Linked DNA regions of Homo sapiens: region 2 is linked to region 1. Evidence: read pairs that join two places in POLR2A ChIA-PET (ENCODE). Cell type or tissue: MCF 10A. All regions are shown on one strand.

Region 1 (5,000 bases):
ACTCGGGCTGAGTGTGGTCACTCACGCCTGTTCCATTGTAGAGGACAAAAGGTACAACAGTTATAGTAGTACCAACGAGATTCACTCTCGAACTTAGTAGAAACAGAAAGATGCAACCTGATTTGCACTGTTCGCTGGAGGAAGGATTGAGAAGACATATTGATGGGCTGGATGCAAGTTGGGAAGGAAAGAATCAAGAATGATTTGTAGGTTTTTAGCCTAAGCACGTGGATGCATGGTGGTGCCATTGACTGAGATGGGAAAGACTTGGGAGTCAAACAGGTGTGAGAGTGTGTGCGGAGGCGGGAATCAAGAAACTGTTTTGAATGTAGATGACACTACCTGACTTCAAGACTTACCATAAAGCAGCCAGGGGCTGTGTCTCACGCCTATAATCCCAGCACTTTGGGAGGCCAAGGTGGGTGGATCACTTGAGACCAGGAGTTTGAGACCAGCCTGGCCAACATGGTGAAACTCCATCTCTACTAAAAATATAAAATTTAGCTGGGTGTGGTGGTGAGTGCCTGTAATCCCAGCTACTCTGGAGGCTGAGGTAGGAGGATTGCTTGAACCCAGGAGGCAGAGGTTGCAGTGAGCAGAGATTGTACCATGGCACTCCAGCCTGGGCAACAGAGTGAGACTGTGTCTCAAAAAAAAAAAAAAAGGCTGAGTGCAGTGGCTCACACCTGTAATCGCCTGTAATCCCAGCACTTTGGGAGGTCGAGGTGGATGGATCACCTGAGGTCAAGAGTTCCAGACCAGCCTGACCAACATGGAGAAACCCCGCCTCTGCTAAAAATACAAAATCAGATGGGCATGGTGGCGCATGCCTGTAATCCCAGCTACTCAGGAGGCTGAGACAGGAGAATCACTTGAACCTGGGAGGCAGAGGTGGCAGTGAGCTGAGATCATGCCATTACACTCCAGCCTGGGCAATAAGAGTGAAACTCAGTCTCAAAAAAAAAGAAAAAAAAAAAACTTACTATAAAGCTACAGTAATCCAAGAAAGTGTGGTGCTGGTGAAAAAATAGATTAAAAAAAAAATCAATAGAACAAAATGGAGAGCCCAGAAAAAGACCCACATAAATGTAGTCAACTGATTTTTGACAAAGGAGCAAAGGCAATAAAATGGAGCAGAGATAGCCTTTTCAACAAATAGTGCTGGAACAACTGGACATTCACATGCAAAAAACTAAATCTTGACATACAGACCTTACTCTTTTTACAAAAATTAACTCAAAATGAATCATAGACCTAAAGGTAAAACCCAAAACTATAAAACTCCTAGAAGATAACACAGGAGAAAACCTAGATGAGCTTGGGTTTGGCGATGACTTTTTCTAGATACAACACCAAAGACATGATCCACAAAAGAAAGAATTGATAAGCTGGCCTGCATTAGAATTAAAAACTTCTCTGTGAAAAACTGTCAAGAGAATGAGAAGACAAGCTACAGACTGGGAGAAAATATTTGCAAAGGACATATCTGATAAAGAACATTTCTGGACTGTTATCCAAAATATGCAAAGAACTTAAAACTCAAAAATAAGAAAACGAACAACCCAATTCAATGTCTTGAGGATAGGTTGGAGATGGCCATTAAACACTCTTGGGTAGATATCAGACTGGGTAGATACCAAGACCAATTGTTGTGTCTCAATTGGAAGCTCAGAGGAAAGTTTGAGGAAGCAGGTATATAAATTTAGAATCATTACTATATGGATATTACTTAAAACCTGAGGGCCAGAATAGCTCACCTTAGACAGGTGAGAACAGAAAGAGGAGAAGGCCCAGAAATGAGCCTGATGCAAAAGGTCTCTGGAAAGAGGAGGGGCCAGCAAATCGCAGCAAAAAAACTGCCGAGGCCGGGCGCGGTGGCCCATGCCTGTAATCCCAGCACTTTGGGAGGCTGAGGCAGGCAGATCACTTGAGGCCAGGAGTTCAAGACCAGCCTGGCCAACATGGTGAAACCCCATTTCTACTAAAAGTACAAAAATTAGCCAGGCGTGCTGGTGCACAGCTGTAATCCCAGCTACTCAGGAGGCTGAGGTGGGAGGATCCCTTGAACTCAAGAGGCAGAGGTTGCAGTGAGCAGAAATGGTGCCACTGCACTGCAGCCTGGGCAACAGAGCGAGATCTTGTCTAAAAAAAAAAAAAAAAGAAGAAGAAGAAGAAGAAGCCAATGAGAGAGGAGCAAACCCAGAGAGGCTAGTGTCAGAGCAGCTGGGAGACAGAAACGGTTTCAAGAAGACAGCAAATGTTGCTGAGCAGTTGAAAAAAATGAAGATGAAAGATGTTCTGCTTGAGGGTGGGGCACGGTGGCTCACGCCTATAATCCCAGCACTTTGGGAGGCTGAGGCGGGCGGATCACCTGAGGTCAGGAGTTTGAGACCAGACTGGCCAACATGGTGAAACACCATCTCCACTAAAAATACAAAAATGAGCCAGGTGAGGTGGCAGGCGCCTGTAGTCCCAGCTACTCGGGAGGCTGAGGCAGGAGAATGGCGTGAAGCCGGGAGGCGGAGCTTGCAGTGAGCCGAGATCACGCCACCGCACTCCAGCCTGGGCGACAGAGCAAGACTCCATCTCAACAAAAAAAAAAAGAAAAAGAAAACAAGAAAAAAAAAATCCAGCACGTTGAGAGGCCAAGATGGGAGTATCACTTGAGGCCAGGAGTTCAAGATCAGCCTGGGTAACATTGCAAGACTGTCTCTATCAAAAAATAAAAACTAAAAATTAGCTGGATGTGATGATTGTGCCACTGCTTTTCAGCCCGAGTGACAGAGCAAGACTCTGACTCTAAAAAAAAAAAAAAAAAAAAAAAAAAAAGGTGCTGCTGGACAAGTTCTGTTTAATTTGAAAGCAAGTTCAGATTACTCTTTTGAGAAGTTTTGCCAGAAAGGGGACAAGAGAAATGGAAATGGGGGAGATGGGAAGCAAAGAGGTTTTTTTGTTGGTTGGTTGGTTGGTTGGTTGGTTGGTTGGTTGGCTGGCTGTAGATTTTTTAGCAACGGAGCGTGCCGGGGCATGTCTGGATGTTGAGGGGAATGTTCCCGAGAGGAGGAGAGCTGGAGGCTGATGAAGCAAGAGGGAGAGGGGTGACGAAAGAGACCCAGTCCTTAAGAAGCTACAGGGGATGAGAACTGGAGCATAGGTGGAGGGACTGACAGTTGGTAGAAGCAGGAATGCTTCCAGTAAATAGGAGGGAAGGCAGGGCTAGATGTGTAGCTTCCATTTTCTCAATGAAATTGGAGTGAACGCCATCAGCAGAGTGGGTGTGGAAGGCGTGGGTGTGAAGGGAAAGGAGAAATTTTGACACAGCCCTCTTCAACGTGCCCTGTTGTTTTTTGTTTTTTGAACCTAGATTCCAAGAGCTAACACAGAACCCTGCAGGGCCCCCCGTTCATGAACGCTTTAGTTACTGGATTGTGTTGCTTTCACAGGGTGACAACATTTTATCAACCTGGGCGGTCTACAGCGCTTCCCAGTGGGGGTCAGTCCTAGGAGAACCAGGCCCTCTGACTCCTCTATGCCTGTTCTTTACTTTGCTCCAGGGAATAAAAAATACGAGGGTTTCAGTGTTCTCTCATTAGGCTCTGCCTTTTATCTTCCCATTTTTGTGATAAGATTCCTCAGTTCTTGCTCTCAAGAGGCCCGCCAAATCTGAGCAGTCTCTATTTGGGGCAACTACACTTCTTCGAGAAAGTTCCATCCCTTTCGTAGAATAGAGCAGTCCTGGCTGCTGATATCAATGATATAAATGGGACAGCGGCTGCGGAGAGTGACGTGTTTGGTTCCCGGCCTCTCACTGCAATCCTTTGAAATCCCATGGAAGTGCAGGCAACAGACCACCCCTTGAACTTTTGAGGCTCTTGTCTGAGTGGATTAACTAACCCTGTTTACTAATCTCTCTCTTCTCCCCCTGAGGATCCTTGTCTTTAGAATTCAGTGTTCTTTTTGCTTCAAACAAAGCCTCCAGTTTGCTGCTCTTCTGATCACAGCATGAGAGCAAGCTGATTTGCTTTGGTCAAATGTTGTGTGTAAGTGATTTCAGCCATTTGGCTTATTGTATTTGCGTCATTTTGGGGTGAATTCCAAGGACCTTGGGACATCATTACTTTAAACTTGAAAATAGATTTAATGAAGAACTGTATTTCTAGGGAAGAGACTTGGTCAAGTTTTATTTCCAAGGAAGGAGCCTATTCTGTGACTTAACTCCTACAAAGCCACGTAGGATATCTGGTTTGACTGAGGGCTTTATCCAATTTCACAATATAGCAAATGGAAGATGTATTTCCTTATTATGCACTCATTGAATAGTAATGATGAACTCAGGCATTGGGACCAGGGTCCCACCTTTCACCTGTTAATGCCTCCAGACATCACAAACACTATTGATTGTTTAACCATCGCCGTCTCACAAACCCACCACACCCCCCTTTTCCTTGCCAACAAAATCTCATTTTGCTCCATAGACAGCGAGTGTGCTCAGCTTCAGAAAATGAATCATTATGGCTCTAAATTCATCATGATATCCCACTTCTCCTTTGCCAGTGATAGGGCTAGGCAGGTGAGCCAGCTCTGGCCTGGAAAGTATGAGGGTCTGGGGAGCAGGCTTGGCAAAGCTTTGCCAGGGAAATTTTTCCTCCCTGATACAAAAAGGGAGACAAGAAAAGCTATCCATTTTGTCTCTTTTTTTTAATGTTTTGAGACAAGGTCTTGCTCTGTTGCCCTGGCTGGAGTGCAGGGGTTGCTCACTGCAACTTTTGCCTCCTGGGCTCAAGGGATCCACCCGCCTCAGCCTCCCAAAGTGCTGGGATTACAGGCGTGAGCCACGGTGCCTGGCCAAGCTATCCATTCACCCTCCTCCTCCTGCGAGGGCTTGGGGTGAATTCCAGGGCCCGCTGGACATCATTCCTTTTTTTTTATTTGAAAATAGATTTGATGAAGGACTGTATTTGGAGCTATGGAAAGGAAAACCGAGAGGCAGAGAAGCAGCC
Region 2 (5,000 bases), 77 kb before region 1:
AAAAATTTCTTGTAGAGACAGGATCTTGCCTTGTTGCCCAGGTCTTAGACTCCTGGGCTCAAGTGATCCTCCCACCTTGGCCACCCAAAGTGCTGGGATTACAGGTGTGAGCCACCACACCCAACCTAAAAGATAATTTGAAGGTTGCAAGATAGACACATGATTTCTTCCCCTTCCTCCTTTATTCTCTTTTTTTCTTTGGATTCTTTTAGATCATCAGAGGGCTTTGTTTTCTTTGCTTTCAGAAGAATTGCAGTTACTAAGTTTCTCTCTATTATCCACTTGGTTAAAATTGGGGGTTGTAATTAAGAATTGCCATTTAAAACCTGCTAATGCATTTACTGTAGGGATGTTGTTGAGGACATCACTATGGTTAGTCTTTGGACCCTACATAGAGACAACTATATAGGATATTTTTCATTCTGAGTGTCACAGAAAGCTTAGTCACTCCTGTAAGTTACAGTGTTATTTGTGTTGCTTGACTGCCAGGAAGCTTCCATTTTTATTTTCCTATTTTATCATGCTATTTGCATAAGATGCCTCAAATCTTGACAAGAAGTAAATAATATTGTGCTTTTAGGGAGATTTCCTTCATATTTTCAAAGATTCAAAAAATTTACCTAAACCACTGTCTATTGTGTTTGTTAGTAAAACATAATATAGCTCCTCATTTCTGCTAATTTTGCTCATATGAATTTGACATTAAATAGTATATTATTTGTATGCAAAAAACTTAAATATTGCTTTACATACCTATACTTTAATTGTAATAGTATATTTATGTTTTATTGTTACTGAATAATCCACATTTAGATACAACTTAATTATTTTTAATTCTGGGAAATTATATTTAAAAACAATTTATAACTTGTATCAAGAGTATCTTGGTTTTTGGTATTTAAGAATGAGCTGTGTTCACTGTTTCTCTTACCAAACTCAATCAAACTCTCATGATTTTTTTGATACCTCTGTCTAAAATAATTGATACTTTATGTTTGAAAACATCTCATTTTGGGACTATAATCTAATTGGTAGTTTTAATGAAATTAATTTGTTTATAAATGTGTGTATTGTTTGGTGGATATATCATTGCTTTCTGTTTGTAATATTTCTTAGTATTTGTTCATTTTTTATGATACTATTCTTTATCTGGTAATTTGAGTAAATCCCAGTTGAATTATGTTGCCACATTATGTCTTCAAAAGGGCATAAAGTCAGTACACATGCTTCAGTAATATCTGGTTGTTTTACCCTTATGTTTCCAGTTGGCAATTTGAAATTATGGCTTCAACTGCACTTTAAATATGTGATAATAGCATGTGTTTCTAATAAGGGCCAGCATCATTTTGTTCAGATAGTGTGAATGGTTGTCACTCATATATGACAAATGCACCTTCATCTGCTTCTTTGATAGCCCCCTAAAAACCATACCCTCAAATCAGGCCGATGAAATTAGCTGCTGTGTAAATTGTGTGTCTGAGTGGTTCATTATCTAATCACCGTCAGAACCACAGTGATAAAGTAGATTGAAGCAGGGAAGAGGTCTGCCAGATGATTTCAGACCCCCCCTCCCTAAATCTGGTTTCCCTTGGAAACCCTAATAGTGCAGTTTAGAACTTCAATCTTTCATGCCTGGAATTCAGTATCTTTTAATTTACCAAACTTGGAAATGCCAGTAGTTCTAGAACATAATTTTGTTTTTGTAAAGACCATAATTTTATTTATTTAAATCAATTTTTGAAATATGGAGGCTCTTGAACTATAGTTTTATTGCCAGTAGCCTCAGTATTACTAAATGGGGGAAAAATGCTATATCCTACTTGCCAAGAAGCCAGAGTAATTTATTTATTATATTTATTTGTTAACCTTCTAGGAATCTTTCACTCTATCATAATGAACACGCTGTATTATTTGTTTATTGAATTGCTTCCCTTTAATTCATTTTAGGTGCTTTTGAAGATGATGATATCACGCACGTTGAAGGAAGTGTAGATCCTATTCGAGATATAGAAATAATACATGAAGAGCTTCAGCTTAAAGATGAGGAAATGATTGGGCCCATTATAGATAAACTAGAAAAGGTGGCTGTGAGAGGAGGAGATAAAAAACTAAAACCTGAATATGTAAGTAAAAATTTACAGCTTCTTTAGATACTCAAGAGTTTATTTTTCTTGATTAAATTTTTTAAATAATGCATATGATACATCTAATATTGTTATGGAATTTTAGAAGCCAAGGGTTATTTCTGTTAAAAAAAATTGTTAAGGAACTTTATTTTTAAACAACCAAGGGCCATGGTGATAGGCTATTTAGGCGGTTCTAAGCAAGCAGTAGTTAGCAGTAATAGTGAGTGTTTACATGATTACTATGTAGGCCTTCAAGTTTTAGTGTTAATAAAGTGTGGTTTATGATGAAAAACTTACTGGATTTGGTGAAATGACTCATACAGTTTTCATGGATTTGAAGAAGTGATTTATACAAAGACCTGGTTCTCCATAGGGGTGGACTAAATGAATACACTCTTAAAGTAGACAGATCATTTTAATATTTTATGGAATGAAAACATGCCTCATTGTTCTTAATATTCAAATGTGTTTTCTATCACATTATAATGAATGATTATTAGTAACATTGTAATAAATGTTCCAAAATGTATTTTGAAGCTTTTAGTTTACATATGATTGAATTGTCTTTAACATTTAAGAAACGGTGCCCTGGCCAGGCGTGGTGGCTCACGCCTATAATCCCAGCACTTTGGGAAGCTGAGGCGGGTGGATCACCTGAGATCAGAAGTTCAAGACCAGCCTAGCCAACATGGCGAAACCCTGTCCCTACTAAAAATACAAAAATTAGCTGGGTGTGGTGGTAGGTGCTTGTAATCCCAGCTACTTGGGAGGCTGAGGCAGGAGAATTGCTTGAACCCGGGAGGCGGAGGTTGCAGTGAGCCAAGATCGTGCCATTGCACTCCAGCCTGGTGATAGAGTGAGACTCTGTCTCAAATAAATAAATAAATAAAATATTTTTAAAAATAAAATAAAATGAAACTAGTAAGAGAAAGTAACCAACACACAGTATGTAAATGAGCAGGTTACCCCCATTGGCAAGAGTAAAGAAGCTGGGGTAATTATCAACCAATTTATATCAGTTACTGGCTATGGGCTACTCCTAGGAGTGTTAACTCCTTGGTGCCTGATGTCTTTGTGGTTTGAGCATAGAATTTAGTCAGACTAACAGATGCTTACCTTAAGCCATCACCATGTACTAGACCCATGATGGCAAAGGGGATTTTGGGCAGGGTAATCCTGTAATTCCAGCACTTTGGGAGGCCAAGGCAGGTGGATCGCCTGAGATCAGGAGATTGAGACCAGCATGGCTAACATTGTGAAACCCCATCTCGACTAAAAATACAAAAATTAGCCAGGCGTGGTGGTGCACGCCTGTAATCTCACCTACTGAGGAGGCTGAGGCAGGAGAATCACTGGAACCTGGGAGGTGGAGGCTGCAGTGAGCCCAGATCATGCCACTGCACTCCAGGCTGGGCGACAGAGTGAGACTCGGTCTCAATTAAAAAAAAAAAAGAAAGAAAAAGAAAAGAAAAGGGATAACTATATGATTATGATATCAACTAGTTACTGTAGGGAAGTTTCTTTTAGAAATATATTTCTTAAGTTCTCTAGCAAATGGTCTAAAGGTACAAAAATGTGATGGATATAAAAGAGATAGCTACTTGAAATTTATGAGAAAGATAGGCAGGTCATTTTGTTTACCAGGTATTTACCTATTCTTCTTTAATGTTGTTGATTCTTCCTGTTCATTTAAATGTATCTTTATTTTCTGGGTAATCTTTCAGAAATTCAACATTCAAACCTCTTTTCCTATTAAGTTTCCAGTTTCTAGATTTGGATGCCATTTGTATTTTTATGTCAATAAGCGTGAAAGACTTAGGTTAAATATACTCTAGCATGAAACATGAGCTGACTTTTTAATGTTAAAGAAGAGTTTTTCCTGAGAGCAAGGTAGATATACTCTGACATAAGATATACCTTTTTTTTTTCTTTCTTTCTTTCTTTTTTTTTTTTTTTTGAGACTGAGTCTCACTCTGTTGCCCAGGCTGGAGTTCAGTGGCACTATCTCGGCTCACTGCAACCTCCGCCTCCCTGGTTGAAGTGATTCTTCTGCCTCAGCCTCCTGAGTGGCTGGGACTACAGGTGCATGCCACCACACCCGGCTAATTTTTGTATTTTTAGTAGAGACGGGGTTTCATTGTATTGGCCAGGCTGGTGTCAAACCCCTGACCTCGTGATCCACCCACCTCGGCCTCCCGAAGTGCTGGAATTACAGGCGTGAGCCACTGTGCCCGGCCAAGATACACCTTCTATAGTGAGTCTTGCTGTCTGAAGTAAAACCCAGGCACTAAATAAAGAAGGCAGGAGTGGGATAAGCATTTTCTCTTGGTATCAGCCAAGTGTGTTTGTTTCCTAGGGTTGCTGTAACAAGCACCATGAACAGGATGACTTTAAACAACAATGTCTTCTTTCCCGGTTCTGGAGGATGAGAAGTCTGAAGTCAGGGTGTTGGCAGGGCCATGCTCTCTCTGAAGCCTCTCTGGGGGAGAAGTTCTAGCTTCTGGTAGCTCCAGGTGTCCCTTGCCTTGTGACAGCAGAACTCCAATCTCTGCCTTAGTCTTCACATGGCCACCTTTCCTGTGTGTCTCTGTCCAAATTTCTCTCTTCTTATAAGGACACAAGTAATATTGGCTTAAAGGCCCACCTTCCTCTAAGTATGGCTTCATCTTAATTAATTCCCAAATAAGTTCACTTTCTGAGTATCAGGGATGGGATTCAATCTATAATACCAAGTCATCAAGATCAAGGTTAATTTTAAATCTATTTAAGTGTATGTACATCCCATTTGGAAAAATGAAATTTGAAAAATGAAGTTAGGAGGGCTTAAGGAACAATTTATTTTGTATCGATTATTTGGAAAGCATTATACTTAGA

Evidence for each region. ChIA-PET counts read pairs that join two places held together with the same protein. Peaks named below come from ENCODE experiments on the same cell type or tissue, not always from the same donor. Only the 100,000 strongest peaks of a DNase experiment are listed, where the experiment ranks them.
Region 2: POLR2A ChIA-PET joins it to region 1 with 5 read pairs; 2 of 35 experiments call an interaction of 5 or more read pairs at or near these places.

The regions. Positions count from the first base shown.
Region 1 is chr2:174,061,974-174,066,973 of GRCh38, reverse strand. LOC105373746 (a long non-coding RNA gene) reads left to right here and starts at 4,343. Exons shown (of 3, transcript XR_923589.3): 1 at 4,343-4,570; 2 at 4,940-5,000. RefSeq lists an enhancer at 3,460-4,079. In MCF 10A, no CTCF peak of the experiment used is centred here; a DNase peak (open chromatin) is centred at 3,083.
Region 2 is chr2:174,138,948-174,143,947 of GRCh38, reverse strand. OLA1 (Obg like ATPase 1) reads left to right here. Exons shown (of 11, transcript NM_013341.5): 5 at 1,948-2,123. Among named protein-coding and RNA genes, the nearest start is that of OLA1, 110 kb to the left of the region's middle. In MCF 10A, no CTCF peak of the experiment used is centred here; no DNase peak of the experiment used is centred here.